6 separate regions of the Homo sapiens genome follow, and regions 2, 3, 4, 5 and 6 are each linked to region 1. A link is a loop called in an ENCODE intact Hi-C map of the cell type or tissue named here. Cell type or tissue: GM12878. All regions are shown on one strand. Region 1 has its middle 93 kb from the start of LINC02543. Region 2 has its middle 42 kb from the start of MIR4639. Region 3 has its middle 28 kb from the start of DTNBP1. Region 4 has its middle 48 kb from the start of LINC02543. Region 5 has its middle 43 kb from the start of LINC02543. Region 6 overlaps LOC105374949 (a long non-coding RNA gene).

What was found. A loop is a pair of places that touch in the nucleus more often than their neighbours do. Peaks named below come from ENCODE experiments on the same cell type or tissue, not always from the same donor. Only the 100,000 strongest peaks of a DNase experiment are listed, where the experiment ranks them.
Region 2: it touches region 1 in a loop (14-fold over the local background); 10 of 110 quality-filtered maps call a loop at or near these places.
Region 3: a loop joins it to region 1, with 6 times the contacts of the local background. A loop is called at or near these places in 7 of 110 quality-filtered maps.
Region 4: it touches region 1 in a loop (2.5-fold over the local background); 2 of 110 quality-filtered maps call a loop at or near these places.
Region 5: it touches region 1 in a loop (3-fold over the local background); 4 of 110 quality-filtered maps call a loop at or near these places.
Region 6: it touches region 1 in a loop (3-fold over the local background); 4 of 110 quality-filtered maps call a loop at or near these places.

The regions. Positions count from the first base shown.
Region 1 is chr6:15,898,977-15,903,976 of GRCh38, reverse strand. No RefSeq gene overlaps it. Among named protein-coding and RNA genes, the nearest start is that of LINC02543, 93 kb to the left of the region's middle. RefSeq lists enhancers at 1,558-1,617, 2,118-2,397, 2,578-2,667. In GM12878, no CTCF peak of the experiment used is centred here; DNase peaks (open chromatin) are centred at 2,206 and 2,726; H3K27ac peaks cover 3,180 bases.
Region 2 is chr6:16,181,073-16,186,072 of GRCh38, reverse strand. No RefSeq gene overlaps it. Among named protein-coding and RNA genes, the nearest start is that of MIR4639, 42 kb to the right of the region's middle. In GM12878, CTCF peaks have their summits at 1,777 (motif pointing right) and 2,786 (motif pointing right); DNase peaks (open chromatin) are centred at 1,762, 2,782 and 3,911.
Region 3 is chr6:15,689,006-15,694,005 of GRCh38, reverse strand. No RefSeq gene overlaps it. Among named protein-coding and RNA genes, the nearest start is that of DTNBP1, 28 kb to the right of the region's middle. In GM12878, a CTCF peak has its summit at 2,560 (motif pointing left); a DNase peak (open chromatin) is centred at 2,655.
Region 4 is chr6:16,040,382-16,045,381 of GRCh38, reverse strand. No RefSeq gene overlaps it. Among named protein-coding and RNA genes, the nearest start is that of LINC02543, 48 kb to the right of the region's middle. RefSeq lists a silencer at 2,069-2,128. In GM12878, no CTCF peak of the experiment used is centred here; DNase peaks (open chromatin) are centred at 1,458, 2,011 and 3,781; H3K27ac peaks cover 1,842 bases.
Region 5 is chr6:15,949,785-15,954,784 of GRCh38, reverse strand. No RefSeq gene overlaps it. Among named protein-coding and RNA genes, the nearest start is that of LINC02543, 43 kb to the left of the region's middle. In GM12878, no CTCF peak of the experiment used is centred here; a DNase peak (open chromatin) is centred at 2,080.
Region 6 is chr6:15,959,668-15,964,667 of GRCh38, reverse strand. LOC105374949 (a long non-coding RNA gene) reads left to right here. Exons shown (of 4, transcript XR_926532.3): 2 at 731-879; 3 at 3,649-3,732. Among named protein-coding and RNA genes, the nearest start is that of LINC02543, 33 kb to the left of the region's middle. RefSeq lists enhancers at 1,902-1,971, 3,036-3,330. In GM12878, no CTCF peak of the experiment used is centred here; a DNase peak (open chromatin) is centred at 2,107; H3K27ac peaks cover 1,856 bases.

The DNA of each region.
Region 1 (5,000 bases):
TGCCACCACGCCCAGCTAATTTTTGTATTTTTAGTAGAGACATGGTTTCCTCATGTTGGCCAGGCTGGTCTCGAACTCCTGACCTCAAGTGATTTGCCCGCCTTGGCCTCCCAAAGTGCTGGGATTACAGGTGTGAGCCACTGTGCCTGGCCCCAAATCTCATCTTGAACTGTAGTTCACATAATTTCCACATGTCATAGGAGGGACCCTGTGGGAGGTAATTGAATCATGGGGACTGTTACTCCATGCTCTTCTCATGATAGTGAGATCATGAGATCTGATGGTTTTATAAGGGGCTTTCTCCCCACTTTGATCTGCACTTCTCCTCGCTGCCACCATGTGAAGACAGATGTGTTTGCTTCCCCTTCTACCATGATTGTAAGTTTCCTGAGGTCTACCCAGCCCTGTGGAACTGTGAGTCAATTAAACTTTTTTCCTTTATAAATTACCCAGTCTTGGGTATGTCTTTATTAGCAGCGTGAGAATGGACTAATACACCACCCAAGTCAGTTTATTCAACCAAGTATCTGTGAAACTACTATATCCATCAGCTAGGGCTGCTGTAACAAGTTACCACAAACTGTGTGGCTTAAGACAACAGAAATGTATTCTCTAACAGTTCTGGAGGTTAGAAGGCCAGAATCAAGGTGTCATTGGGGTTGGTTCTTTCCGGAGGTTTAGAGAAAGGATCTGCTTCATGTCTTTCTTCTAGCTCCTGGTGGTTGCCAGCAATCCCTGGCATTCCCTGGCTTGTGGCAGCATCACTCCAACCTCTGCCTCTGTCTTCACATGGCCTCCTAACCTGTGTGCATCCTCTGTGTCTGTGTCCACATTTTCCTCTTTTTCTAAGGACACCAATTATTGACTTTAGGGCTCAACCTAATCTAGTATGACTTCATCTTAAACTTAATAAAGATCCTATTTCCAAATAAGGTCACATTCACAGGTTCTGAGTAGAAATGAATACTGGGGAGAGACTATTCAACCCTACGGCAACCTTAAGAAGCCGTTTAACCTCTCTTAGTCTCAGCCTCTTTATCTGTACCACAAAGCATTCTTGTGAGGATGAAATGAGAAATCCAGTGAAAACAGTTCAGCATCAGCTTTGGTAGTCCAAAATGTTAGCTGCTATTGCTGCTAACCTGTCATCATCATCATCTTTCTTCTTCATCTTCATCAGCCACTAGAATTATTATTTTTTGAGACAGAGTCTTGCTCTTTTTGCCCAGGCTGGAGTGCAGTGGCACCATCTTGGCTAACTACAATCTCTGCCTCCCGGGTTCAAGCTATTCTCCTGCCTTAGCCTCCCAAGTAGCTGGGACTACAGGCACCCACCACCATGCCCAGCTAATTTTTGCATTTTTAGTACAGACGGGTTTTCACCATTTTGGCCAGGGTGGTCTTGAACTCCTGACCTCAGGTGATCCGCCCACCTCGGCCTCCCAAAGTTCTGGGATTACAGGCATGAGACACCACACTGGCCAGTCACTGGAATTATAGGAGCTATGAGAGACAAAAGGGACAGCTCACAGTCTCCACTCCCAAGTAGGTTCTGGTTTAGCTGTGGACACTCCACTAACATCCCTTACAGGCTAAAGTGCTGAGTGCTATGGTTAGGACTGCCAAGGAAGAGGAGGCCAGGGTGGATGTCACCTGAGTGGACAGCACAAAAGGCACCCAACACAAGTAAGTTTTTTTTTGTTTTATTTTATTTTAGCCAGGGTCTCGCTCTGCTACCCAGGCTGGAGTGCAGTGGCACAATCATAGCTCACTGCAGCCTCAACTTCCTGGGCTCAAGCAATCCTCCCACTCAGTGTCTTGAGTAGCTACGACTACAGGGGGGTGCCACCATGTCTGGCTAATTTTTTAGTTCTTGGAGAAATGGGGACTCACTAATATGCCCAAGCTGGTCTTAAATTCCTGGGCTCGAGTACATCTCTTGCCTCACCCTCCCAAATTGTTGGGATTACAGGCATGAGCCACCATGCCCAGCTTTGAAAGGATTCTTAGGAGCAACATGGACCCCAACGGAGCTATGACTCACTGCCTTGAAGGGAGTGGTCTCTTCATTTCCATGCCATGAAACGTGCTCAAGGGCACACAGTCATATCACTCCTGAAGCTGAGATGCTTTCACTTCTCCTTGAAGAAGCATATCTCTAACCAAAATAACATTGCCTGTCATTTTGGTGAAACATCTTTGAGGTTTTGAGCTCATGGGAGTCCCAGGGGAGGAGAAACGTCTGACCTTCTTTACTAACCTTAAAGTCTCAGACAAAAATCATAGGTGGAGCTCTTCCCATCTGAATTTGCAATGCCTGTACAAAGTTAGCTGCCACGTGAAAACTATAAAGTGTGTGTTAGAATGTTTCTACTGTTAGAGTAGATAGGCAGATATGAGCAGGGCAGGAGAGGGCACCCCCAGGAGTGTCAGGTGACCATCAGGTGATGATCAGGCGGTTGTTAAACTCTCTCTGAAATGATAATTGGTCACAGCCGGCACCAGGCAAAGACAGGCTCCCAGTAGATAGAAAATACCTGGAGCTGGTGATCAGCAGCTTCTCAATAAGAGTTCAGGGGTTGGACAAGCAGGCCCAAGCATGCACACTAAGAGGCAAAGTGGCAGGTATATGACCTTCACCTGGGAACAGTCGACCGGTAAAGGAAAATTGCCCCTAGAGAGCATGCGCGCAACTGCAGTAAAATAAACTATGCACGCAGTCACCCTCCCAAGTGCTGAGCAACACTGTGCATGTGGTGGTTGAGCAACAGCCCGCCCCAAGGGAAGGATCAAGGGAGGAGAAAAGAAAGCCCCAAAATCATGCCAATGTATAAATCCCCAAGTCAAAGGCTGAATGGGGCGGTTGGCCTCTCAAGTTGCCAGCTTGGCCTTTTTCCATATGTACTTTGCTTCCTTTTGCTTCTGCTCTAAAACATTTTAATAAACTCTCATCCCTGCTCTAAAACTTGCCTCAGTCTTTCCCTTTGCTTTAAACCTGTGTCTGCCCCTCAGCAGAATTTTTTCCTCCAAGGAGACAAGGATCGAGTTTGCTGCAGATTTGTGTGAATTCCACCACTGGTAACACTACCACTGCTGGAAAGCTTGAGATGTTGCGTGCAAGAGACCTAGAGTCAAAAACATCCATTGTTGGCTGGGCTCACGCCTGTAATCACGAGGTCAGGAGTTCAAGACCAGCCTGGCCAAGATGGTGAAACCCCATCTCTACTAAAAATACAAAAAAACTTAGCCAGGCACGGTGGCGGGCGCCTGTAATCCCAGCTACTCAGGAGGCTGAGGCAGAAGAATAGCTTGACCTCGGGAGGCGGAGGTTGCTGTGAGCTGAGATTGCACCACTGCACTCTAGCCTGGGCAGCAGAGCAAGACTCCATCTCCAAAAATAAAAATAAAAATAAAGTACATTGCTAAAAACCATACTTTGGAGCACTCAGTGGCTGTTTAATTGAGAGTGCAATTGGGATTTCCTTTTTTCTAACCTTTCCATGTGGAGAGGACTCTGGAAAAATAGTGACTGCTGGCCTGTGCATGTACACGTCTGAAGTGTACTGCTGAAGTAACTAGCTTTCTTTAATCTGCAGAAGACCTTGCCTTTCATACTGGTATTATAAATAAGATGAATTCTGTTCATCAATAAGTAGGGACTTAAAGACAAAATTGTTCCTTTAATAATAGATCCGCTGGGCAAAAATAATCTGATTGGCTTCTTTGATATGAGATGAAAGATAAATTGATTCATGTAAATGTGTTTCCCTTTGGAGAGTACTCCAGTGCACTGAGTTGGGGCACAACATGATATAATTAATAGTTGTCATAGCAATGGGTTATATTGCTAAAATCCAGATGTGAGTTGGCTATTAGGGTTTCACAACATGTATGGAGGCTGGATTTATAGACCATCCCATAAAACTTCCATACATCCAATGTATCTATACTAAATAGTCTTAGCTTACATTCTTGGTCCTCTAAGCAGAAATCAAATGCCTGATCATATCACTGGAATTTTCTAGAAGTGTTTGGAAATTAAATTCTTCCCACTGAATGGTCAGGTCATGTATCCTGATGTTCTTTTTGAAACTGCAGCTGCTGTAATCCTTTGGTATGGTGAGGAAGATGAGCAGATGAAGAAGAGGGAGAATATCTCTTTCAAAAGCCCCTGGCAAATTTTTGTTTGCTCGGTTTTTTTGTTTGTTTGTTTTGTTTTGTTTTGTTTTTAAGACAGAATCTTGCTCTGTCACCCAGGCTGGAATGCAGTAGTGTGATTTTGGCTCACTGCAGCCTCCACCTCCTAGGTTCAAGAGATTCTCATGCCTCAGCCTCCCAAGTAGCTGGGACCACAGGAATATGCCACCACACCTGGCTAATTTTTGTAATTTTAGTAGAGACGAGGTTTTGCCATGTTGGCCAGGCGGGTCTTGAACTTCTGACCTCAAGTGATCTGCCTGCCTCCATCTCCCAAAGTGGTAGGATTACAGGTGTGAGCCACTGCACCTGGCCGTTTTTTTGAGAAAGGGTCTTACTCTGTGGCCCAGGCTGGAGGCAGTAGTGTGATCAAGGCTCACTACACAGTTGACTTCCTGGGCTCAAGCAATCCTCCCACCTCAGCCTCCCCAGTAGCTGGAATTCAGGCGCATACCACCATGCATGGCTAATTTTTTGACTTTTTGTAGAGATAGGGTCTCTCTATGTTGCCCAGGCTGGTCTCGAACTCCTGGGCTTAAGTGATCCTCCTGCCTCAACTTCCCAAAGTGCTGGGATTATAGGCATGAGCCACTGCACTCAGCCTCCATGGCAAATTTTTTAAAAGATAAAGGATCTTCTCCTGCCCTATCTTCTATATCCTTCTCCTACTTCCTAGTAAAAATAATATAACAATTAATGATGATAAGAGCACTAGTAATAATAAGAGTGATGATGATAGCTAACATTTACAGTTTCAAAGGTGTCAGGCACCATGCTAAATGCTTTACAGATATCTTCTCATT
Region 2 (5,000 bases), 280 kb before region 1:
GAGGCCCAAGCAAGCATGATTAAAATTGCACAGGAAAGCTAGGTGCCATTAACAGGCAACTGCAGGAAGGGGCAGGGTGGGGAGAGATCTTTATTCAGTGGTGACTATAACAGGACAAGAGTCAGGAGACAATGTCCCTGGTCAAACGACACCCTGGATGCCCCGAGATCTCTCATTTAACAATGGATGTTTTGGTTTCCGCACATATAAATAGTATTTTTGACTGCATATTTTTAAGGAGTGTCTGTGATAGCATAAGATGAAAAAACCAAATTCTTTAGAAAAGGGTATACCACAAAACCCATGAATCCAGTGCTTTATGAAGTGCTTAACATTCCCTACAAATGGTTGTAATTAGTTATAATAATCTTGACCACACCAATCACCATCATCATAGAAGACTAAACACTCCATTTGAAACTCTAGAGAAATACCAGGTCTTCATATCACAAAATCTAAAATACGTTTAAAGAGTTTTTATTTCTGCTTCTTCCTATCCTAAAATCTAAACAAATAAACAAACAAAAGTCACATTTCTCAGCCATTTCTGATGGAAACCACTTTACTAGATCTAAGCCTCTCAAATTCACATTTTAGTCCTGGGGCCTCACTTTTGCATTGTAATTTAAATAGATTGTGAGTTGCAGTTTTCTTAATGGAAAACATACAGTCTAGATGGCCCTTTTTAGTAGGAGGATGCATCTTGAAATTGGTACCGGGGCAGTAGATTCTTGGGGGCCCAGCTCTCTCCTCCTTTTCCCCTTCTGACTTCCCCTAGGGGTTGCAAAGTTTGGTCAGACAACCCGCTCTTGGTTTAACTCGTGACTTTCAGTGCTCTTCTTGGCTTATCCATGGTTTAGGAGACATCTCTGAGTATGAGTCTTTGCATAGCACTCTTTTGATTATGGTCCCTATCTAGGTGTAGAACCACCAAGTGGAACTCCAGAGACTCTCACCTTAGCACGATTCCAACTCAGTCCGTGCAATCCTCATCCAATGGAGATCCCAGTGACACTGTCTTTTCCCCCGTTATCGTGGGTGTTACTGAAAGAGGCTTTATGGCAAATATATAATATAACACGTCCACAACTCTTCCATTGCTTTTTTCTTGCCATTCTCATTTCAATTAATTTAAAAGAGATGCCTCAAGCCCACTCATCTGTTGCTTTGGGCTTTTGTTTCTAAAGCACACCAATTCTTTCCATGGAGAACTCTCATTGCTTTCATCCAAGGAGGTCTAAAAGGCCTCCCTTAAATGAAAGAAGGTTGCTGAACCCTGATCTAAATACCCTGGGCCCCAAGGCAGTTAATTATTGGCAGAATGTCTCAGTAAACTTTATTGTCGTTGAGTTTCAAATAAGTAAGTTGGGTGTGGGGCAATTTTCTTGAGCAGAAAGCTGAAATGATCCGAGATCTCTGGAGCCAACTATGCTCCTGGCATTGCTATAAAAGGAGAGAGCTTCTAGCCACAGAAGACTATTCGATACCCTACCACAGTCCCAGACACAAAAGTGGGCAAACCTGGTAAACATGCACACTTTCCCATTGCATGCAGTGAAAGCCACCTGTAGCAAGTTCATTTTGAAATCATTCAATTGGGAAGAAGGCTAGTTCTTGACATCTACTTGTTAATTTTGCTCACAAGCCTCAAATGACACTGGCTGTAGAGCAGTCATTTCATGACTTCACACACAGGGCCCTCCCCTTCCTCATTCTCGGCAGTGGCCCATGGGCACACCATTGTACTCACAGTGGCCTGTTACCTCTCAAGAGGCTGGACCACGAGGTGGCACTGTAATGATTTAGCCCTGTGAGGATCGTTTATTAAGTAGCTGTGGATTTGTGAGATTCCCTACAGACTAGATAACAGTTGGCTGCATTGGCCATGGGCTCTAAAACCCAAGGCAGAAAGAGATCAATTCCAAAACCAGAAAGTCCATTTGATTGTGGGAGGGCTCTTGGTATCCAATGGCTCATAACTAACCTTTTTTCTCCAAGTGTCATGGAATAGAAGGCCACAGAAATCCAGTGTAGACCCAAGGTGGTTTCAGAGTCACTAGCAACCCTAGTCAAAACGGACAACTTTGCAGACACAAAACAGACTGAGATTCTTACTCAGAGGCAAAGTCTAAATATAATTCTCTAAAATAACACATGGAAGAAAAAGAGATCTTTTGTTCATTTTTTTCCTTTTTATTTTTCTCTCAGTCTCCGATGGAAAGTTTTTGATATGTTTTCTAAGTTTTTTTTTCCATAGGGAATGAAATCATGGGAGACATTAACTTTGCATCTTCTGACTCACTCTGGTCTTACCTAAATATATCAAGAATGAGCCAGGATTCTAGGTTCAAGATAAAAAGAATGGTGCGCCAAAATTCTACAGGCATTGAAAGGTTGGATCGCGGCATATTCACTTCTGTTTGTCTCCCAAACCTTTCTCCCCTAGAAAGCAAGATGGCGGCATTGATGGCTGCCTCTCTGGAGCAGGTGTTGAATGTGCATCTTCGAAATCTAGTTGCTGGTACAGGAAGTGGCAGTTTTAGCTCAAGGAAGGGATATTCTTGAAACAACCTGTTTTCCCAGCTGTTCTTTCCCATTCCTTGACTTACTCTATGTTTGGGAGTTTAAAAAGTGCCTCTTTTATGAAGATCATTTACTTCTCCCAAGGATCCAGTATTATGTAAGTTTGGTGTGGTAATGGAAAAATCATAAAATGCCTGAGAATTTACAGCGCCACTTTAGTAACATTTTTTCTTGTTTTTGCAGTACAGTTTAATGACCTCTAGGTGGTGGTAAAGGTTTCAATCAGTTTTCATGAATGGCATGAACAGCTAGTCCTCAAATTGCTCTGTAGGATTTTAAAGAGTTAATTAACAAGACGAACAAGGTTGACTAATTTTCTTGTGGCTTCAGTATTACCTTTTGTTCCTGATGCTCAGTATATGGCTTGTATATAACAAGGAGCTCTAAAAGCCAAGCATGAGATTGAAAGCATGGCTTAGGAAATGCTTATTTTAGTTTAGATCGCTCTTGAAGTTTAGCTGGGTGCCTGTAATCCCAGCACTTTGGGAAGCCGAAGCGTGGGGATCACTTGAAGTCAGGAGTTAGAGACCAGCCTGGCCAACATGGTGAAACCCCGTCTCTACTAAAAAATGCAAAAATTAGCCTGGTGTGGTGGCGCATGCCTGTAATCCCAGCTACTAGGTAGGCTGAGGCAGGAGAATTGTTTGAGCCCCAGGAGGCAGAGGTTGCACTGAGCCGAGATGGCGCCATTGCACTCTAGCCTAGGGGACAAGAGCAAGACTTCGTCTCAAAAAAAAGAAAAAAAAAAAGAAGAAAAAGCTTAAGGGCAGCACACTTCAAAGGAGATTCAAACATCTCTGGAGTTTTAATTTGTTTACGGTGAACAAAAAATAATTTCCTGTTTTAATGGAAAAGTATTTGGTCATGAACTCCCATTAACCAGGCATCAGTTTGATGACTAAAGGAAACAAACATATGGATTAGATTTCCTACAGAACAGTTTTTTTTTTTTTTTTTTTTTTTTTTTTAATTTAAGAGGAAAAACATGCCTGGGAAGAATCTCTTGGGCTCAAAAAATAAGTTTTGCAAAAAGACGGGTGACAGTAGTGGTTCACAATCACTTGTGTTCCAATTTGTTCATAAGCTTTGACTTAGAAAAGGAGTGGACATAAGAAATCTTGTCTTTTTGGAGGTCAGCCTCTTCTACAACGTCAATTCCCAGATCCAAGCCCTAGAGACATTGTGAAGATCTACAGATTATTTTTCACATTCACCTCCCTTCTTCGGTGGGTTGAGTAACAAGACTCTGAATAACACTTCAGTAAGTCCCAGACTATCTGCTGCAGGGGGCCTGCCCCAGGAATGCCCCACATTTTGACTGACAGGTTTAGCCTGCTATTTTGTTTGGTTGACTTACTTAGGCCACAGCAGTATGTACAGTAATGTGCCACAAAACAGTGACTCAGTGAATGATGGACCATGTTTGTAGCAGTAGTCCCATTGTTAGTGAACAGATTCGTTCTGCCTGCATGCTAGGAGCCAATGTGGCCATGGTGAGAGGTGAAGCCAGCTGGACTTCCTGGGTCCAGTGGAAACTTGGAGAACTTTTCTGTCTTGCAAGAGGATTGTAAAACGCACCAATCAACACCCTGTACCTAGGATTGTAAAAAGAACCAATCAGCACTCTGTAACTAGCAAGGGCATTGTAAAATGCACCAATCAGTGCTGTGTAAAAAGCACCAATCAACGCTCTGTAAAACGCACCAATCAGCAAGAGTCTAAAAGTAGCCAATCGCGGGGAGGATTAAAAAAGGGCACTCTGATAGGACATAAGTGGAACATGGGAGGGGACAAATAAGGTAATTAAAGCTGGCCACCCCCCAGCCAACAGGGATAACTTGCTCAGCTCCCTTTCTGCAGCTGCGGTAGCTTTGTTTTTTCACTCTTCACAATAAATCTTGCTCCTGCTCACTCTTTGGGTCTCTGCCACCTTTTCATAGAGCTGTAACACTTACTGTGAAGGTCCGCGGCTTTTTGAAGTTAGAGAAAGCACGAACCCGCCGGCAGTTACACAACCGGTTTTTGCTAAAGAAAAAAGATGTTATTCATGAGACTGCTGTGCGGAGATGGAAAAACAAAATTAAACTCTACTAACCTAAAATGGGCTTGAGAGTGCTTATGGGGAGAGTAAGTAGTCTGAAATGTGGGGAAAGGTGATGCAATCAGGATTTCTACCCAAGCGAAGTCAGGGTGCATGGTTTATCATAGAAACTGAAAGGTGACAGCATGCTCGCAGTCCTGAGCCCTCGCTTGCTCTTGGCGCCTCCTCGGCCTGGGCGCCCACTTTGGCCGCGCTTGAGCCCTTAAGCCCACCACTGCACTGTGGGTGTCCCTTACCCTGGGATGGCTGAGGCTGGAGCCGGCTCCCTCAGCCTGCAGGGAAGTGTGGCGGGAACCGGGGCTTCCGCGGCGTTTGC
Region 3 (5,000 bases), 210 kb after region 1:
TTTTTTTTTTTTTTTTGAGACAGAATCTCGATCTGTGGCCCAGGCTGGAGTGCAGTGGCGCAATCTCGGCTCACTGCAAGCTCCGCCTCCCGGGTTCACGACATTCTCCTGCCTTAGCCTCCTGAGTAGCTGGGACTACAGGCGCCCGCCACCACGCCCGGCTAATTTTTTGTGTTTTTAGTAGAAACGGGGTTTCACCGTGTTAGCCAGGCTGGACTCGGTCTCCTGACCTTGTGATCCGCCCACCTCGGCCTCCCAAAGTGCTGGGATTACAGGCGTGAGCCACGGCGCCCAGCCAGGGATCAGAGTTTTTAAGGATAATTTGGTGGCTAGGGGACCGTGAGTCAGGAGTGCTGATTGTTGGGTTGGAGATGAAATCACAGTGAGTCGAAGCTGTCCTCTTGTGCTGTCTGGCAGTCCCTGGGTGGGGGCCACAAGACCAGATGAGCCAGTGTATCCATCTGGGTGGTGCCAGCTGATATATCCAGCACAGAGTCTGCAAAATAGCTCAAGCACTGATCTTAAATTTTACAATGATGATTTATCCCCAGGAGTAATTCAAGGAGGTTCAGAATCTTCAGAATCTTTTCTTTTCCTTTTTTTTTTTTTTTTTTTTTTTTGAGATGGAGCCTTTCCCTGTCGCCCAGGCTGGAGTGCAGTGGCGCAATCTTGGCTCACTGCAACCTCGGCCTCCTGGGTTTAAGCAATTCTCTGCCTCAGCCTCCCAAGTAGCTGGAATTACAGGCGCGTGCCACCAAGCCTGGCTAATTTTTTTGTATTTTTAGTAGAGACGGGGTTTCACCATCTTGCCCAGGCTGGTCTTGCACTCTTGACCTCGTGATCCACCCACCTCGGCCTCCCAAAGTGCTGGAATTACAGGCGTGAGCCACCGTGCCTGGCCAGTTCAGAATCTTATAGCCTCCAGCTGCATGACTCCTGAACCATAATTTCTAATCTTGTAGCCACAAGATTAGAGGACTAATAGAGGCTAATCTATTAGTCCTCTAAAGGCAGTCTGGTCCCAAGCAGGAAGGGGGTTTGTTTTGGGAAAGGGCTGTTGTCACCTTTGTTTCAAAGTTAAACTATAAACTAAGTTCCTCGCAAAGTTAGTTCAGCCTACACCCAGGAATGAACAAGGACAGCTTGGAGGTTAGAAGCAAGATGGAGTTGGTTACGTCAGATCTCTTTCATTGTCATAATTTTCTCAGTTATAATTTTTGCAAAGGCGGGTTGAGTCCCCCACAACGTGGGGTGGAAATTACAAGGATCCTAGAGTTAGGAAACCTGGGTCCTAATTCCCACTCCATCAGCTCTTGGTTATGTGACCTTGGACACGTCACTTGAACCTTGTGAGTTTCAGTTTTCTCATCTTCAAAACAGAGATCACAAGAGACTTCCTCAAAAAGGCTAAATCCTCATCTGTTAAAAGAGAAACTCAGTAGATTGTTTATAATCTAGACTCAATAAAACAAGAAATAGTACCATGGGTACATCACTTAGAGATCTGGAGGTGACCCCCAAGAAATCCTGAAAATAGAAACTGTTAAAAGTTCCTAAAGGTCGCCTTTAGCTGGAGAACCAGGGGTGGCGTGTGGGAAGGAATAGACTGGGAACGTTCCTTCTCATGACAAGCTCTTTCGTGGTATTTCATGTTTTTAACATCAACTTTGCTTTGAAAAGTTTAAAATCGGGCCGGGCTCGGTGGCTCACGCCTGTAATCTCAACACTTTGGGAGGCCGAGGAGGGCAGATCACGACGTCAGGAAATCGAGACCATCCTGGCTAATGCGGTGAAACCCCATCTCTACTAAAAATACACAAAATTGGCCAGGCGTGGTGGCGGGCGCCTGTAGTCCCAGCTACTGGGGAAGCTGAGGCAACAGAATCGCTTGAACCCGGGAGGCAGAAGTTGCAGTGATCGGAGATCGCGCCAGTGCACTCCAGCCTGGCAACAGAGCAAGACTCCGTCTCAAAAAGAAAAGAAAAGAAAAGTTTAAAATCGTTAAAACAGATTTCTGAAACCCGAGATTGAGTTTTAAAATAAAAATGAAACTGGGAGAAATAGAATACCTCCCTCTCAAGGTTCTGGATGAACTGAGAACATGATGTGTGAGAATGCTAAGACTCCAAAGATGATATCCTGCCTGTGTTTTTAGAGGGAGGGAAAGGAGAATGTCGTCCTGCTGTCCCTGAAGAAACTGACAGGAGAAAGTTCCTCAGGAGTTTTGATGGGTCACTCAACCCTGACGGGGCAGCGTCTGTTTATTCCACGCTTAGTAGCCTACGACGCTGCCGAAGAACTTTATAAATATTTTTTATGCCAATGATGAATTCCAGTTACAGAATTTAAATACAAAGAGGAAAGCTCCTCCTGGGATTCTGATGCAGGGCAGCGTCTCCAGGAAGGGTGCCCCTTCCTCAGTTGCCTCTCAGATACGGTAGACTCTCCCTACCCTCTCCAGTGAGGAGCTCAGCGCCAGGAGCGTCGGAGCTGGCAAGATTGACACGAGCTGCAGCGCCGTCTGGAGGCACGCAGGGAAAATGAAATGAGGTGATGGTTCTGCAGCCTCAGGACCGGACCTCAGGCTGCGGTCTGCCCTCTAGTGGCTGTAGACGTTAGTTACACTTCGAAAATGCTCAAATGGGCCAGTGAAAACTTTTGAGTTAACTGAAAAAGAAACTAGGGAGACAGAGAAATGAGAAATCGTTCAGATGGCACATTGTTGAGACGTCAGCGGAAGATTGGGTTTCTGCTTCTTTGGATTCTCTTCTCTAAGCCAGTGGTTCCCTAGAAATTGGAAAAATAAGGCTAATACACAAAGTAAAAATGCATTTAAGTTCGAGGATTGCCTTTCCTTCTGAGATTTTTGTTCTGCTGAATTTGGGGGGCTTTGTGAAAGTGACGGCAAGTCTCAATTTTCTTTCCATGTCTCATGTCCTCTCCCAAATATTTTGGGAACGTTTACTCATTTGTTACACGCCTACTTCTAGACTCGATAAAACAAGAAATAGTACCATTTATAGTACCAAGAAATAGTATCACTGTTCCCTCCCATCGAGACAGTCTTTCCAATTCAGAAGCAAAGAATTACTTTCAGGTGGAATAGATGTCCAGGATCATTCAGATCCAGGAAAGACAAGGTGTTTCCTCTCCTAGATTTGAGACCTAGGCAGGACCAGTGATCTGTCCACTGTATAATACAGCACTTTGCAGTTGGCAGAAATTCAGTAGGAAATGCTGAAAAGAACAAAGGTCATGGGTGACAGATGGGGCCTAGAGCCCAGATATTCTGTCCTTTTCACCACACCAGGATCCTGAGATTTCTGGAAAGACATGTGCAATCTGCTTAATTGAAAAACTGCCAGGTTTTCCTAACAGGAAGTTGTTGGACTGGGGACAGGTACAGCAGGAATCCAGCAGGGAGAATTGGTGTTTGTCATGCTGAAGGTGAGCCTTGGAAAGTCTCATTAGATATTATCAGAGTGCAATGGGGGATGTGTGGGCAGGTGTTATCTCCTTTGACGGTTTTTCCTACGGGCTGGGATATTAATAAGACTGGGGGATTGGGAGGAGTTACTGGGTGGGGGATACAGAGGAAGGCTTTGTGCTCTGCAGAAAGAAAATTGAGAAATAAAGGTCTATGAGAAATGGGAATGTTCTACACCATGGAACGAGCAAGGGAACAGAGCCTTAAAACTAACTGTGAGGTCAAGTGCCATGTGGCTCCCAGAATAACCAGGGGCTCTGACTGCAGGGAAGCACCGAATACTTCACACTGTTAACAACTTAAAAATGCCAAGCCATGTGCCAAAATGCCCTCCAAACCGTTCTGTAAATTTAGATTTTCATAAATTCTGTATTACAGTTCCAGAAAAACTTCTCAATAATATATTTAATGATGTTTGGTGAGGACATAGAGAAACTGAAACCCTCGTGCATTGTTAGTGGGAATATGAAATGATGCAACCTCTGTGGAAATCACTTTGGCAGTTCCTTAAAAAGTTAAATATAGAATTACCATATGACCCAGCAACTCCACTCCTAGGTATATTCCCAAAAGAACTGAAAAAGAGGTATTCAAACAAAAGCTTGTACACCAGTGCTCACAGCAGCACTATTTACAGTAGCCAAAGATGGAAACAACCCATATGTCCATCAACTGGTAAGTGCTTAAAGAAACTGTGGTATATTCATACAGTGGAATATTACTGAGCCATAAACAAGAATGAAGTACTGATTTGGGCCATGAGGTGGATGAAACTTGAAAACATGCTTAGTAAAAGAAGCCAGACACAAAAGGCCACATATTATATGATTTCACTTACATGACCTATCTAGAATAGGTAAGTCTATAGAGACAAAGATTAGTGGTTGCCAAGGACTGGGAGAAAGGGGAAGGGGAGCAGACTGCTTAATGGGTAAGGGGTTCCCTTTTGGGGCAATGAAGATGTTTTAGAACTAGATGGAGGTGATGGCTATGCAATACCGTGAATTATATACTCTTTATGTTGTTGTTGTTTTGAGGCAGGGTCTCACTCTGTCGTCCAGGATGGAGTGCCATGGTGCAACCTTGGCTCACTGCAGCCTTGACCTTCCAGGTTCAAGCCCCTCTCCTACCTCAGCCTCCCAAGTAACTGGGACTACAGGCCACCACACCCAGCTAATTTGTTTATTTTCTGTAGAGACGGGTTTATATACTCTTAAATTATGAAGTTTATGTTCTGTGAACTTTACCTCAATAAAAAATGTTTAATATTTAAAAATATATTTAATAAATAGTCACTTTAATAACCAGTTACTAAAGAGATAATAAAAAGATACTGCAATCTAAATAATTTTTTTTTTTGAGACGAAGTCTCACTCTGTCACCCAGGCTGGAGTGCAATGGCACAATGTCGGCTTATTGCAATCTCCGCCTCCTGGGTTCAAGTGAGTCTCATGCCTCAGCCTCCTGAGTAGCTGGGATTACAGGTGCCTGCCACCATGCCCAGTTAATTTTT
Region 4 (5,000 bases), 140 kb before region 1:
GACAACTAACTCATCTCCAGATGTGTGAGCGGGCCAAGCCGAGATGAGAAAAATCCTGCAACTGAACCCAATCTAAATCACTAATCTACAGAGTGTTGAGAGCTAAATACATGTTTATTGTTTTAAGCCACTGAGTTTTGGGGTAGTTGGATTCTCAGCATCATTGTGTCAGTAAATAACTTATACAAAATGACATGTAAGAAGTGCTTAAAAATTGTTTATATGGCAGCCCTTTGGTGATTCAACTTTATTTTTTATTTAAATAACAGAGACAGTTCCCTGTTTATCCACTCTTCCCTTCCTTTGTAGCTTACTCTTTAAAGTGTCCAATCGAGGCACACTGTTACATTTAATATGCTTATTTGTCAGTATAACATATCTCAAATTGCTTCTCTCCTGTTTCTTGTCTCTTTAATGGCAAAAAAATTTTAGTCACATTTAGTCTATTGGCTGTTAGCATTTTATTTGGATCTCAGAGGGGATATAAGAGAAATAGGAGACAGAACCTTCCTTTAATAACACAAATCCAAAGGATAACAGCTAATTTCAGTGCTATGTGGTATATGTAGAAGTGTTAAGAGGCAACCAGGGAATTCAATGAGTTAAAGTCAAGTAGGTTCAGTTGGTGATATTTTAAACACAGTATTAAGACTTTCCTATGGAAAAAATAGAATGACAGAATAAATGACCAACCTATGTCATTATGTCTGGGCTGTGAAATGGGAATGTGACAAATGAATGCTCCATCTTGACACTGTTTTTCAATTCCTACTTTGGCAAATAGTTCCATAGCCACTGGATGCCACTCATGATGCAGACAGTGGTGTTAGAGATGAGTTCACTATGACATATTTAGTGTCTTGAGAGGATGGCATGGAGGCCAAAGCAACTCCATCTTAGATTTCTAATCTGGCATGTTGGCTTCTCATTAACTCCAGTTCTGGGAAAGCCTCTAAAATTTCCAGTTTATCTACTGTTCCTTCTGAGAGCAGGTACTTACCATAAATCTTGCCCTTAGGTCCAACAACGTTGCTGTTATCATACTTCAATTGTCCTACACATCCCTTCTGAATCACTCCTCCCCTATGGTGCATAAGCCCTTGGTCTGTGGGATAATGGCACAGGACCCACCATCTTGTTTTCCCACCACCCGAGACACAGACATGGCTTCTGTTCCTAAGTCCCTACTAAATGTTTCTTTCTGAGAAACTGGATATGTCAGCCTCTTTCTTTGGCCTCTTGGCTCCCTGGGAGGCCAAATTATTAAATTATACACAATTTACTGGGCTGAATGGTGCTGCCCCTGAAGCACTGAATTTCAATGGCTCTGAAAGTGAAGATAAGGCCTTGGCCCTCTCCCATTCAGCTGTTGATTAAGAGCTGGTTCTAGTTTCTGGTGTGACCTTTAACAGTAAGTCATGAATTACAATTCCCTAGTGAATGTATTCTCAAGGCATCCTGCCAACTATTATTTCTGAACAGAGCATGTTCACAGACAACAAGCAAAATCATTACGCCAAGACTAATGCCAACTGGCTCAGTGGTCATTTGAAGAAAGGGCAGATCAAGAATTCCTTGTTTCCCCAGCAGCCCTCTTTGCCTCTTGTGTTGTGACACATGCACTTTGTTTCTTCTCATTCATCTCCATTACAGCCTCAACAGCCCAAATTTACATTCTGAAAAAAAATACAGAAGGTCTATGCTTCTGGCCCGATGTATGAGGAAGACAGGCAGCTTCCTAGCTGGAGTAAACTTAAGGGTTGACTGCCTCCCCTAATCAGCACTTGGGTTTTAGAGATGCAAGAAGTATTGGTTCTAGAAGAAGCCTTAAAATAATCTCTTCTGAATATTTTCAGATGACTGTTGCTCAGAATCAGACAAAATCATAGGTGGATATGAAAATGAATAAAACAGAGAGAACCAGAGCAGCTCTGGCTGAAAAGCAGGGTGGTGGGTGGTAGGTGCTTGTGGAGAAGAGTTCCTTGTGTCTGCAGGGAGCAGAGTTAGAAAATCAGTCATCTTACCAAGGTCCATTTTTAGAGATTCAGAGAAGTGAAAGTACTGATCTGCAAACAGACAGGTCAACAGAAACTCGAACTCACACATCCCGACTTTCAGTGTAGTGCTCTTTCCAGATTTTCAAATAACTGGTGGGAAATACGGGTAAATGTGCATTATCAATGGAGGCATTTGAAGAGACAGACAAACTCTTTTAGAATGCAGTAGCACTATAATGGAATCTGAGTAATTTGCATACTATTTTATAAGAAAATGTTAAAACTTCTCTTTTTTTAGTATGTTAATAATGAAAGTTTTTTTAATGCAAGTTAGAAATTAAAATAAAAATTTTAAATATTTCCTTGTTCCAATCCCAAGCTCCTCCCTAGAGGTCACTGCCAGTAGTTTGAGTCACCCATTTATCTACGAACACATACCCACACCTACATCTAGATATACGATTATGTTGTTTGTTGCTAATTACAAAAGTGTATAATGTATATATTGTCCTGGAACTGTAAAAAATAAAGAAAGTGACATCCTTGCATAGGAGTACACTCTTTACTCATTTTTTAGCTGCTTGCATGTGCGGTGTGAATGTATTTTATTTCATTTTTTATTATTATTATTTTTTGAGATGGAGTCTCACTCTGTCACCCAGGCTGGAGTGCAGTGGTGCGGTCTCAGCTCACTGCAACCTCTGCCTCCCAGGTTCATGCAATCCTCCCACCTCAGCCTCCCAAGTAGCTGGGATTACAGGTGTGTGCTACCATGTCCAGCTAAATTTTGTATTTTTAGTAGAGACGGAGGTCTCACCACGTTGGCCAGGCTGGTCTCAAACTCCTGACCTTGAGTGATCTGCCCACAACGGCCTCCCAAAATGCTGAGATTACAGGCACGAACCACCGCGCCTCGCCTGTGAATGTATTTTAATGTGTTTATCCACTCCTCTGTTGGCCAATGTTGAAATGGTTCTCAATGACTTCATTATTACAAGGCTACAATCAAGATTTTTGAACACGCATATTCATCCACTTTTGCAAATATTTATCCCATAAAGATCCTTGGAAGATTTGCTGAGTAAAAAAGACATTTATTTATATTTTTGACAAATGTTGCTGTGTTGCTCTACAGAGAAGTGAGACCAGTTAATGCTCCCACTCAGCACTGTTTGCCAACATTAACACTAAATATTAATCTTTTCCAGCCTCGTCAGTCTGATAAGCAGAGACCTCGCACATCTTTAATTCATCAGATTAAGCTTCTTTTCAAGCATTTTTTTGTATCTATGTATCTATGTAAATACTTTCTTCCATTCCCAAATAGGATATTAAAATTTACATGTTATTTTAAAGACAACTAATATACAGCTAAACTAACTGAAATAATATATACAAGAAGTTTATGGGGTCTAACCTACAGATGGGAAAACCTTAAATAAGTTTTTAACTTCCTTTACCCTATTAGGAACATCAGGACTTCTAGAATTGATACTGGCCCTGTGTATCAAGTACATTTTTCCCCTCATAAAACTTGTTTACTTTTCCAGAGAGCATATCATGCTATTGTGTCTAGGAAATCAGTGAGTAACTAGGTTATCCATCTTACCATTACTTCAAAATATTACTTCAAAATGCTGGATGCAGATGGTGATTAGATGGTTGAGGAAAAAAAAGAAGATTTTTTAAGCTTAAGTAAGAAAGCCAGGGGATTCCAGAGGATTGAAGTTGCTGCTGGATAGATGAGGTTTCACTGTGCTGCTGACAGAAAAGCTGTAGAAGATCTGAAGTAAACAAGATGACTTCAAGACAATGAAGACTAATGAAGTAGAATGTCAGAAACCCACTGTGAAGGAAACTGAAATTAACACAGCCCTTCCCACACATTTCTTTGAGAAAAGAGAAGAAAAACTTCCTTACAAATCATTTTGAGGATTTATGAAAAATTTACAAATAGAGGTTCAAGAAATGGACTTCCTTCAGTCGTCTGAAGGTTTGAATCTTGTGCGCTTTTTAATCATTTGTGGTTTTCTCTTAGTCTTTATTTTTGTCTTCATATAAATTAGGTTGCCTGCCTTTTGCTTATTGAGTGCGAGGAACTTCTCACAGGGTCTTAATGCTTAATAACCCTTTGATTATGTATGTTGCAAGTATTTTCTCCAGGTCTGCTGTTTGTCATGTAATTTTGTTTATGGAATCTTTTCTCGTACAGAGGTTTTAAATTATGAAGTCAAGTGTGCCAATCTTTTCCTTCATAGGGATGCTCATATTTCTAATATTCTTTCACTATCAATCTTGAATCCCTATCAGCTAGACTAACTGCAACAGCGACACTTTTCATTAAAAATAAATCATTGTAAATTTAAAATGCAAATTTACACTCATTGCTGATGCCTTTGACAAAAATATCAATCATTATGGAGGAAAATAAAATTCTTCTCTTAAACTGTATACAGATCAGGGAAGACTTTGGAAGGCCCAGATAAATAACGGGTATTTCAGTGGTGGCAATGAGAGGTGACAACGTGCTAGCAGCCCTCGCTCCCTCTCGGAACCTCTTCAGGCCACGGCATCCACTCTGGCCACGCTTGAGGAGCCCTTCAGCCCACCGCTGCACTGTGGGAGCCCCTCTCTGGGTTGGCCCAGGTGGGAGCTGACTCCCTCTGCTTGCGGGGGAGGTGTGGAGGGAGAGACGCAGGTGGGAACCAGGGCTGCGCGTGGGCTTGCGGGCCAGCGCGAGCTCTGGGTGGGCGTGGGCTTGGCAGGACCCGCACTCAGAGCAGGCAGCCGCAGTGAGGGGCTTACCACCCAGGCCAGCAGCTGCAGAGGGGGCACCAGGTCCCCCAGCACTGCCGGCCCACCTGTGCTATGCTGGAATTCTCGCTGGACCTCAGCTGCGCCCCCATGGGCTCTTGCGAGGCCAGAGCCTCCCCAACGGGTGCTGCCCCCTGCTCCGCGGCACCCGGTCCCATCGACTGCCCAAGGGCTAAGGACTGTGGGCGC
Region 5 (5,000 bases), 51 kb before region 1:
CAAGACTCTGCTTCAAAAAAAAATTAAAAAATAACATTTTGGATCCCCAAATTGTAAGAGACTTATAAAGACATGTACAAAGTCAGCTGTCTTTTCCTGTGATTTGGTCCTGTATATTGAAGGAAAGGACAGGAGATGACAATCTTTGAGCTTCCCTAATACAAAAATACTCATTTGTGTCTCTCAGTAACTCTTGGGTCAAAAGATTTTAGATGCTCAAATTTAAGTAACTCTCCAGATGGGAGAACATGTCATCTTTGCTTTCACTTCTCTTGGCTCAGATTGCTGCTGATCACCCTCTTCTCTCTGCCTGGCTTCCCATCCTCCAGTGTTGACACAAACCCTGCTTAATTAGAGTAAATTTAGGTTCTCTACCCCCAATTCTACACAATAAACACCCCAACCTATGGTATCATAGATTTTCCTCAGGAACTTTAACTCAGTATCTCTCTAATTAAACCTGTTTGGGCCACATTTTTTTTTTTTCTGGCAGCTCTAAGCTTGATAGATGAAGAGACAGCAGAAGACTAGAAAGTTGTACCCTGTAAGACAATGCTAAAGCAGATGACTTAATTAGAGGAAACCAAATAATTTGCCTCCACTGCTTCATATGGCTATTCATAAGATTGCTTTGTTGGTTCCCAGACCAGAAATAAGCATAGAGACCCAGGTGTGTCATCTGTGTTTTTTCATCCCAGGTGAGCCAGGAATAACCATGTTATTTCTGACAGTCATCAAAAGAGAAATTTGGGTTTTGCTGCAGATAAGAAAATAAGAGGCAACAGCTCACAGTGGAAGTATCCCAGCAGATTAAAAAAAATAATATTACAGCCTTGTCATCCAGACTGGTTCTCAATTTTATCATGCCTGAGAATTACCTAAGACTTGTTAAAATCAATTGCCGGGGACTATCCTCACAGTCTCTGATTCAGTAGGTCCAGGATGGGCCCTGAGAATGTGCATTTCTAACAAGTTGCCAGGTGATGCTGATGCAGCTAGTTCCGAGTCCACACCTTGAGAATCAGTACTCTAAAGCAGTGATTCTCAGCCCTGGCTATATGTTATAATGCCCCGGGGGAGATTTCAGAAAGCATTTCCTGGTTCCCACCCCCAGAGATCCTGACCTAATTGAATGGGGGTTGGGCCTGAGCATCTGGATTCTTAAAAGCTTCCCAGCTGATTTAATATGATACCAGGGTTGAGAGCCACAGTATGTCTAGAAGTTTCCCAGGTATACATGCTCTTCTTCCATTCCCAGCTTGGCAACTCAGGAGGAAGATGATGGATATAAACAAGGCATTATTACAAGCCTTGCTGGATGTAAACAAGTCACGTGAAAGTCAACTGAAAAGTAAAGAAAGAATATCTGCTCTGCTTGGTATTTCCTGCTGGTTAGGGCTGATGACAGCTCCAGCTCACAGTGACCCAGTTTGGAATGCTGGGCTCCTGAGCAAAACATCTCCCCCAGAGTCTTCTTTAATTATAAAATAATCAACTCCATATTCCCTCCTTACTTTAACAGAGGGGCTCATTGTGTGGATTTCTGCCCAGTGAGGGGAGGAAATAGCAAGCTGCTCCCAGGAACAGTGACTCTTTTGGGGCCCTTGAAGGGAAGGCAAGGCACCAGTTGGCCAGGACTCATTTACAGAGGGTCTCTTTATTAGTAGTAGTATGAAAAAAGAAATCCTCTACAAAAGAACAATATTTTCTCAAGTTTTAAGTTACTTGTCCTCAGCATGTGGGTTAAAGTTGAGAAAGTTTAGCCCAATGGTTCTCAACCCTCACTGCAGAATAGAATCGCCAGGGACATTTACAAAAACAGCCTGTCTCCACCAGGGTGACTAGCTAGTCCCAGATTCCTGGAATCTTCTGTGTTTTAGCACCGAAAGTCCTACATCCTGGAAACTTCTCAGTCCTGGGCATATAGGGACAGTTGGTCACCATGCCCTATCCAAAACAATTAAATCACAACCTCTGGGTTGTCAGTCCTGGACATCAGAATGTTCAAAAGGTAGCCATGCTCCCCAGGGGATTGTAATGTGCAGCCGAGGTTGAGAACTAGTGGTTTTTTAATTAAATGAAGTGGTGTGCAGTGCAGTGTTTTGGTGCTTTCTGGAGTTCTGATAACATCTGTATATGTTGGAGGTGTGTGTGTGTGTGTACCGTGGTGCTTTCAAGTGGAGGGGAAATGGGCTTCGCCCAGGTGGATGTGATTTCAGGGTCATTTTCTCAGGACTGTTTAAACAATTGTGACATTTCAAGTCTCACAGAGGCTGTGTCTTTAGCAACCACATTATGATCATTTGAAAATGTTTGACCCTCGTGGAGCGTGGTGCTAACAGGTTCACAGGCGTAACTCACTAAGCACTTCAAAAGTGGTCAGCAGTGGGAGTGGCCAGTAATCTCAGTCCTGTTTGAAGGCAGAGTAGAGGTTACCCTGATACTCACAGTCTTTTATAAGGAAAAACCATTTTCCACTTTCATGCAGATTTAAAAAGTGGTAATAAGCTGTGTTTAAAAAAAAATCTAAACTAAAAACAAATAAAACTACAGAGACAGTCAAGTGGGAAAAAAAAATGTAGCCCACAAGATGGTAGATGGTGCTCTTTCAGGGATAATTGCAGAAATGTTCTCTTACAAACCAATAATTTGATTCCCACTGGAGCAAACCAGGAGGCCTCAGCCAGGACAACTTTTCCTCAATGTAAGAAATGTCTAATTCCTGCAAAAGTAGACTATTTGCCTAATTGGTGTGTGGGCAACTTGTGTAATAGTGTGTTGCATCCTCTTGTCCAGAATAGGCTGGACATACCCCACATCAGCTCCCCTCTGGAAACTCAAGTCAACACGACCATGGGGCAGCAAAAGTGCAGGCAGTCAGCACCTAGACAGGAGAGCTTGGAAAAGAAGACTCTGCCTCCAGGAGTTTAACACACAAATGTCCAAAGAACAGCTGGCCAACCAGAAAGGCCAAGCAAATGAAGGCTTCTGGTGGTTTCTTCCTCTCTGATTAATTACAAAAGTAAGCATTTTTATGGAGGAAAGTGAAAAATGAATTTTAATTGGCGGGGGTGGGGGGCGCTATGCAACTCCCAAGAGCTTAATTTAAAAAAATAGTTGACACCTGCCTCTTATGCTTTGGTATCTCAGTTTGAGATGCTAAAACTTGGCAGGTGTATTAGCCTGTTCTCACACTGCTATCAGGAACTACCTGAGACTTGGTAATTTATGAAGAAAAAATATTTAATTGACTCACAGTTCCACAGGCTTAACAGGAAGCATGACAGGAAGGCCTCAGGTAACTTGCAATCATGGCAGAAGGTGAAAAGGAAGCAAGCACCTTTTTCACGTGGTGGCAGGAGACAGAGCAAAGGGGGAAGTGCCACACACTTTTAAACCATCATATCTCATGAGAATTCACTCACTGTCAGGAGAACAGAAAGGGGGAAATCCATCCTCATGATCCAATCACCTCCTAGTAGGCCCTTCCTCTAATTCAACATGAGATTTGGGCAGTGACACAAATCCAAACCATATCAGGAGGACAGCATGGCATAGTAAAATTAGCAATGAACTTGGACATTGAAGATTGAGAAGGGACTTCCTCAGAAGGTCACGTGACCTCTTTGAGCCTTCATTGTTTCATCTAGAGCAAAGAGGTGTCAACGGGGCTCACTGACCCCATGTTTGTCAAGTTAGGTCCAATCTTGGCAGAAAGGGATGCCACAATCTACCAGCCATGAAACACAGTGTGGTGATTAAGAACACAGACACTAGAGCCAGACCATGTGAGCTAGAGTCCCAGCACACCACTTAATAGCTGTGTGACCGCAGGCACATTGCTTAACCTCTTTATGCCTCAGTTTCCTGATCTGAAAATAGAGACAATAACTCTACCCACCTCATGGTGCTGTTGTGAGGATTAAATGAGAGAATGCCTTGAAACTGCTTACAACAAAGCCTAACATATAGGCATGCCCCATTAGTGTTGTGTTATTATCAATTATAGTTATTTGGCTTATTCAGAATACTACAGAAAAGGAGCTAGATCCTGGAACGTCTTGGAAGCCATGGAAAGGATGATGGAGAGAATCGAAGTTAGTTGTAGGGAGCAAGGTTTTTCCTAGGAGAAACTGTCCAAAAATGTGCCACCCTGAGTACCTCTGTCTTAATCAGTTTTATATTGCTGTGAAGGAATACCTGAGACTGGGGAATTTGTGAAAAAGAGATTGACTTGGTTTACAGTTCTGCGGGCTGTACAAGAAACAGGTGCCAGCATCTGCTCCTGGTGAAGGCCCCAGGCTGCTTTCACTCATCGTGGAAGGTGAACAGGAGCCAGAGCTGGCTTGTGCAGAGATCATATGGTGAGAGAGGAAGCAAGGGAGAGCCAGGGGCTGGGGTAGGCTTTTTTTTTTTTTTTTTTTTTTAATAACCAGCTGCCGAGGGAACTAACAGAGCAAGAACTCACTACCTTGAGAACAGCACCAAGTCATTCATAAGGGATCCACACCTTGACCCAAACACCTCCTGTTAGGCCCCACCTCCAACAATGGGGATCAAATTTCAACATGAGGTTTGGAGGGGAAAAATATTCCAAGTATAGCATCCTCCCAGCAAGTGCATAAAATTCAATATGTGCAAAGCAAATGCATGATCTTTTTTATTCTTTTGGTGTCTGTTCCCACTGATCATCCTACTTGTAATGTACTTAAAACAGTGCATGGAACATAGAAAGCTGTCAGTAAATCAGCTGCTATGGTTGGGGTGGTGGTTGCTTTTAATATTAATATTAATAACTAGGATCATCCCTAGTCTGGCTAAGAAATAACACCCAACAATAAAGAGCAAATTAGATGATATGGGTGAAAGTGCTTTGCAAATAGGAAGCATTTTACAAAGATAAGGTATTATTATCTCCCTGCCTCAGTGAAAGTGATTAATTAGACAAATATTTGTAAAGTACAAACCACATGCTCTATTTTGTGCAGAAGAAATTGACG
Region 6 (5,000 bases), 61 kb before region 1:
AAAGTAAATAAGCGACTTGATAAGCAAGAAGGTAATTGTAGCCTAAAACGATAGCCATGGAAGCTAGAATCATGGGATGTTTGGTTCCCCTACAGAAATTAAGATAATATCTTAACACATGTTTCCAGAGTTGCTTTTCAGAAACTTGACCCCCACCAGAGGGATCTGCCCACCATAGACCTCAGATAAGGGGGACCTAGGGACTGAACTTTGAGCCCCATTCTTTGTTCTAAATTTCTTCCTGAGGGGCCTGGAGAAAGTCACACCCACGAGCTAGAATCAACATTCTTTTCTGCTGACCCTAAATTTTTAAATAAAGCTTTTGCAAATCAGAAAATCCTTGAATCTACCTATGACTTATAGCCACTCCCCAAAATATCCCACCCCTTTAGTACAAAACCAAGGAATAAGTGCCATGTATTGATTTATAATTGTGCCTGTAACTTCTGCTTTCCTGAAATGTGCCCCTAACCTACAAGCCATCAGGGAGGTCAGGATTTAAGCATTGGCTGCATAGTCCTCCTTGCTTGGTGCCCGATAAATAAACACCTTTCTTTCTCCTGATGCAAAACTTGGTGTGGATATCTGGTCTTACCGCACTTGGCAAACAGACCCTAGTTTAGTTCTAAAACAAAAAAAAAAGGGACTCACATTTATATTTTATAGATGAAAGACTGAGGAAGAGAAAATAATCAGTTGTTTTTAAATTTGATTTCACATGTAATTTCAGACCCGCTTAACTGCTGCCTGAAACGTATTCAAAGAGATGAAAGTACAGAAGAGTTCTAGCCTAAAGCCCAACAGCAACCGTGGAGAGTCCAGGAACCAACTCATCAGCCCTGTCAGAGCTCATCAAAGATGAGATGTCTTCCAATTGTGGTGAGGTTCATGATTGTCTTGAAAACCAAAACACAGCCGAAAACAAAGACCACAGAGAAAAGTATGGCAGCTGAGCAAGCTGTGAACTGTTCCTGTTCAGAAACCTCCTGCAGGTTAACCAGAGTTGGAGCCTAATTCCATCACTTATAAAAGTGGAGCTGCTTCAGACCTTTCCGAGGAGCAGGAAGTGTAATGGCCAGGTCAAAAATCCCAGTTCTAAAACTGCCCAGACCTTGGGCAAAGAAATTACTTAATATCTCAGAACCTAGTTCTCTCATCTATAAGATGAAATTATTAATGTAACAATATGTATTCTTATAGGATTGCTGTAAGAATTAAATAGTGGTACAATATGCTAAATGTTTGCTATTATGTATATACCATGTGCTAGATATGCAGTTGCTGTTCCCGCCATGTACAAGATAAAGCACCTCTGAATTAGAGATGTTTGTATCTGTTGCATCTTTAATCCATCTCATAGACATGTCTACCACCTGGACACACACTTGCCTTGTCCAGTACAATTAACTCAAGCACTGTGGATCAAGACTGTTGCATGGTATTAGGTTAAATCTAGAAGTAAATGGAGGCTTATCACCAATGGGTGTCGGAATTCTCATATTCCTCAGGTTAAGAATAAAAATGTAGCACAGCTCCAGAAGACTTAACCTCATTCCAGATATGAATCCATGCCATGTGACAAGGTCAGAGCAATACGGTTTCACATAGGTAAATATAAATACCAATTAAAACAAGTAAATAAAGAAAGAGGAGAAAATACCCTTTGTTCTTATTGTTTTCCGTTTTGTGTTTTAGTTCAAAAATTTTCGAGGGTCTTCTGACTCTGGTGACTTAGGGTAGAAGGGACAATTCAGAGAGCTCCAAGAGGACATAGAAGAGCCTTGTCCCCTTGGGAGGCAATGGCTACCAAAATACTTAGTAACTAACTCGGTGCTTTTAGGGGGAAATTTGGGATTATGTCTGAAGAAAGCAGCAGAGGAGATCTACATTAAATAGGATGCTGGCGCTGAAATTTGGAGACTCTCCTTCAGTTCTTAAGGTTTAGAATTACCCAATAGGGCTTTCCTTCTCTCCTAACTAAAAAGACTCATTTCACAGCCTGATTTTTGAAATTCTTTCACATTTAATCACCTAGGAGTCAGGGCCTCTACAGCAGATCAGAACATTTGCAGGATGTTAATGACCATTTCCTGTTCATTTTTTGACTCTGCAGTGAAGGCTTTTGTTTCTGTAGCTTTTCCTGCCGTTGGCAGCCCTTACACACACACATACACACACACACACACACACACACACACACACTCACTCTCTCTCTCTCTTTCTCAGGGGTTAAAGTCAGCCTCTACTCTTTGTTGAGGGAAAGAATACATCTCTCTCTCTCTCTCTCTCTCTGTCATTCTCTTTTTAGAGGTTTTGGCCAATTCTGCTCTTCACCTCCATACTCCCTACAGACTGCTCCAAGCCACCCCCAGGAGATGCAGTGTTTGTGAAGTCAAACTACTGGGTAGGCCCGCCTTACCAGGGCAAATTATATCCTGTAGACACACACATGTTTGCATACACATACACAGTTTTGTCCAAATTATTTTTTTTAATTGCATAAAGGGCAGTCTCAAAGGGAAAAATGATCACAGAAGGGCAGCAGGTAGCCAGAAGGGTATGTCTGTCCTGTTACATGGCCTTGGTGGTGTGGTGCCCCACTGTTGAGAAGGAAGGGGAATTCCTACATTAGACTTACTTTTGACTCTAAAGCAAGAGAAGTGTGAATGTATAAGCCTTGAGACAATGAGCCCACACCCTCTTAGATTTTAGCACAGACAAAAGAAGGGAAACAATGAATTTCATTCAGAACAACAATGGATCTGATCCAATAGCTTGAGAAGGGGACATTTCAGAAGAGCAGGAGCTCATGGGACCTACCAAGGACAGACAGGACACTTTAGCTCTCATCAGAGTCACAGGGAGCAAGAGGGGAGTAGCCCACTGCTGGGTGCATACAGCACAACGCTAGCGAATAATGGAGAGAAAGCAGGATTACTCTATCTATTCACTTTCTATTTTCTCTACCAAGGGAAATAAACTTAAAGTAGAAAGGATAAGATGAACATTATTAAGAAAAAATAGGTCACAAGATAGTAGGAGGATTTCAGCCTTAAAGACTTCAAATTGACAGCTTTGTGGGGCCTTTTAGCTCAGCTGGAACTACATTTCCCAGAATCCCCTACCCTGCATGGTTCCCGGCAAGGGCCCAGCAAAGATACATTTGCACCACAGTTGGAAGCCAAAAGGGAAGTGGCAGCCTTGTTCTTTCCCCGCTCTGAAGGTGGGAGGAGGATCACCAGGGCATCTGAGGCATGCCGCTAGTCTGCTGGCTCATGTTGTGGGCCTGCAGAAGCAGCCAGATGATCCACTCCTTCAGCTCTCAGACCCAGGCAGCACATGTTTAGGTCCTTGAGCCAAAGGGGCCAGACTTGGAGACAACACAAGGCAGAAGATGGCTCCAGTCTGTCCTCACTTCCCTGCTCTGCATCTGCCTTGCCACCCTGACCCGCTGCCCTGCAGAATTCAGACTCCAACACCAGATGTAAGACAAGCGTCCGCAAGTGCCTGAAGTCAAATCCCTAGAATGAATTCTTGATTCCACCTAGTATTTGTGTTTCAGTTTGAATCCCAATGGATATAGATTATAACCCAAGGAACTAGAGAAGTTGCAATTGTAATGATGAACTTCTTTTGATTTTATTTCAGAAATCAGCTCAGCACAGAAGAGATGAGCGTGTGTACTACTTTCCAAAAGAGGAAGTGGATTCAGAAAACTACTTATTTTGATGGGTCAGTGAGAAAACAACAAAAACAACAACTCTGTAAACTACTTAGAGGTTTATTCTGAGTGAATATGAGTGACCATGGCATGGAGAACAGTATCAACAGGTTCTGAGAAAGTATGCCTGAAGTGGTCAGGTTACAGTTTGGTTTTTATGTTTTAGGGATACAGGAACTGTAAGTAAAATCATAAATAAGTGCATTAAAAATGTACATTGGTTCAGCCTAAAGAGCCTGGATGTTTTGAAGGTGAAGTGAGGCTGACAGGTTGTAAGTGGATTCAAAGATTTTCTGATTGTCACTTGGTTAAGAGTTAAGCTTTGTAAAGCCTTGAAGTCAGTAAAAAAGAATGCTTGAGTTCTAAGGGTAGCTGTGGAGACCAAGGTTCTTGTTACGTAGGTGAAGCCTCCGGGTAACTGCTTTCAGAGAGAATAGGTGGTAAATGTCTCCTTTTGGACCCTTAAAGGGGTCAGAGTCTTAATCTCCTCTAGACCTGGGAAAGGCTGAACCGTATTAAGCGAGATTCTCTGCAGTTCTCTGCAGTTCCCCCCAAAAGATGGCTTCACAGTGCCATTTCAAAATATGTCAAAGAAATATATTTGGTAGTAAAATATTTTTATTTCCTTCAGTCTGCCATGTGATGCTACACCAGAGTCAGGCTGGAATTTGGAATTTTATTGCCACGAAGAGTCTGTTGTGTCAGTCTTATGATGTCTGTTTTAATGTTAATGCTGGTCAGTGCTGCCTGAACTCCTAAAGGGAGGGAGTACGATGAGGTGTGTCCAACCTCCTTTTCCATCATGGCCAGGAATTTGGTTTTCAGACTTCTCTGGGATCCCCTTGGCCCATAGGGGGATTCATAATTGGTTAGGGGGCTTAGGATTTTATTTTTGTTTTACAGATTTTAGTCCCCCCAAATTCTCAAATAGAATTTAAACCTATGGATTATGAACAATCAAAGGAAAAAATGAACATGGTGATAACTAGACACAAACATGGATTTATTACAGATAAATTTTGTCTAACTCATTTGATTTGGGGTAAGAGTGTTAAGTTAGTATATCAGAAGAATTAGATAGTTATTACTATAACCATAATACTCACAAGGAATTTAACAAAAATTTTCTCACATTCTTCTTAAATATAGACTAGATTCTAGTTAAGTAAAATGTACAGCATGGGCTGGGCATGGTGGCTCATGCCTGTAATCCCAGCACTTTGGGAAGCCAAGGCAGGTGGATCACAAGGTCAGGAGTTCAAGACCAGCCTGGCCAACA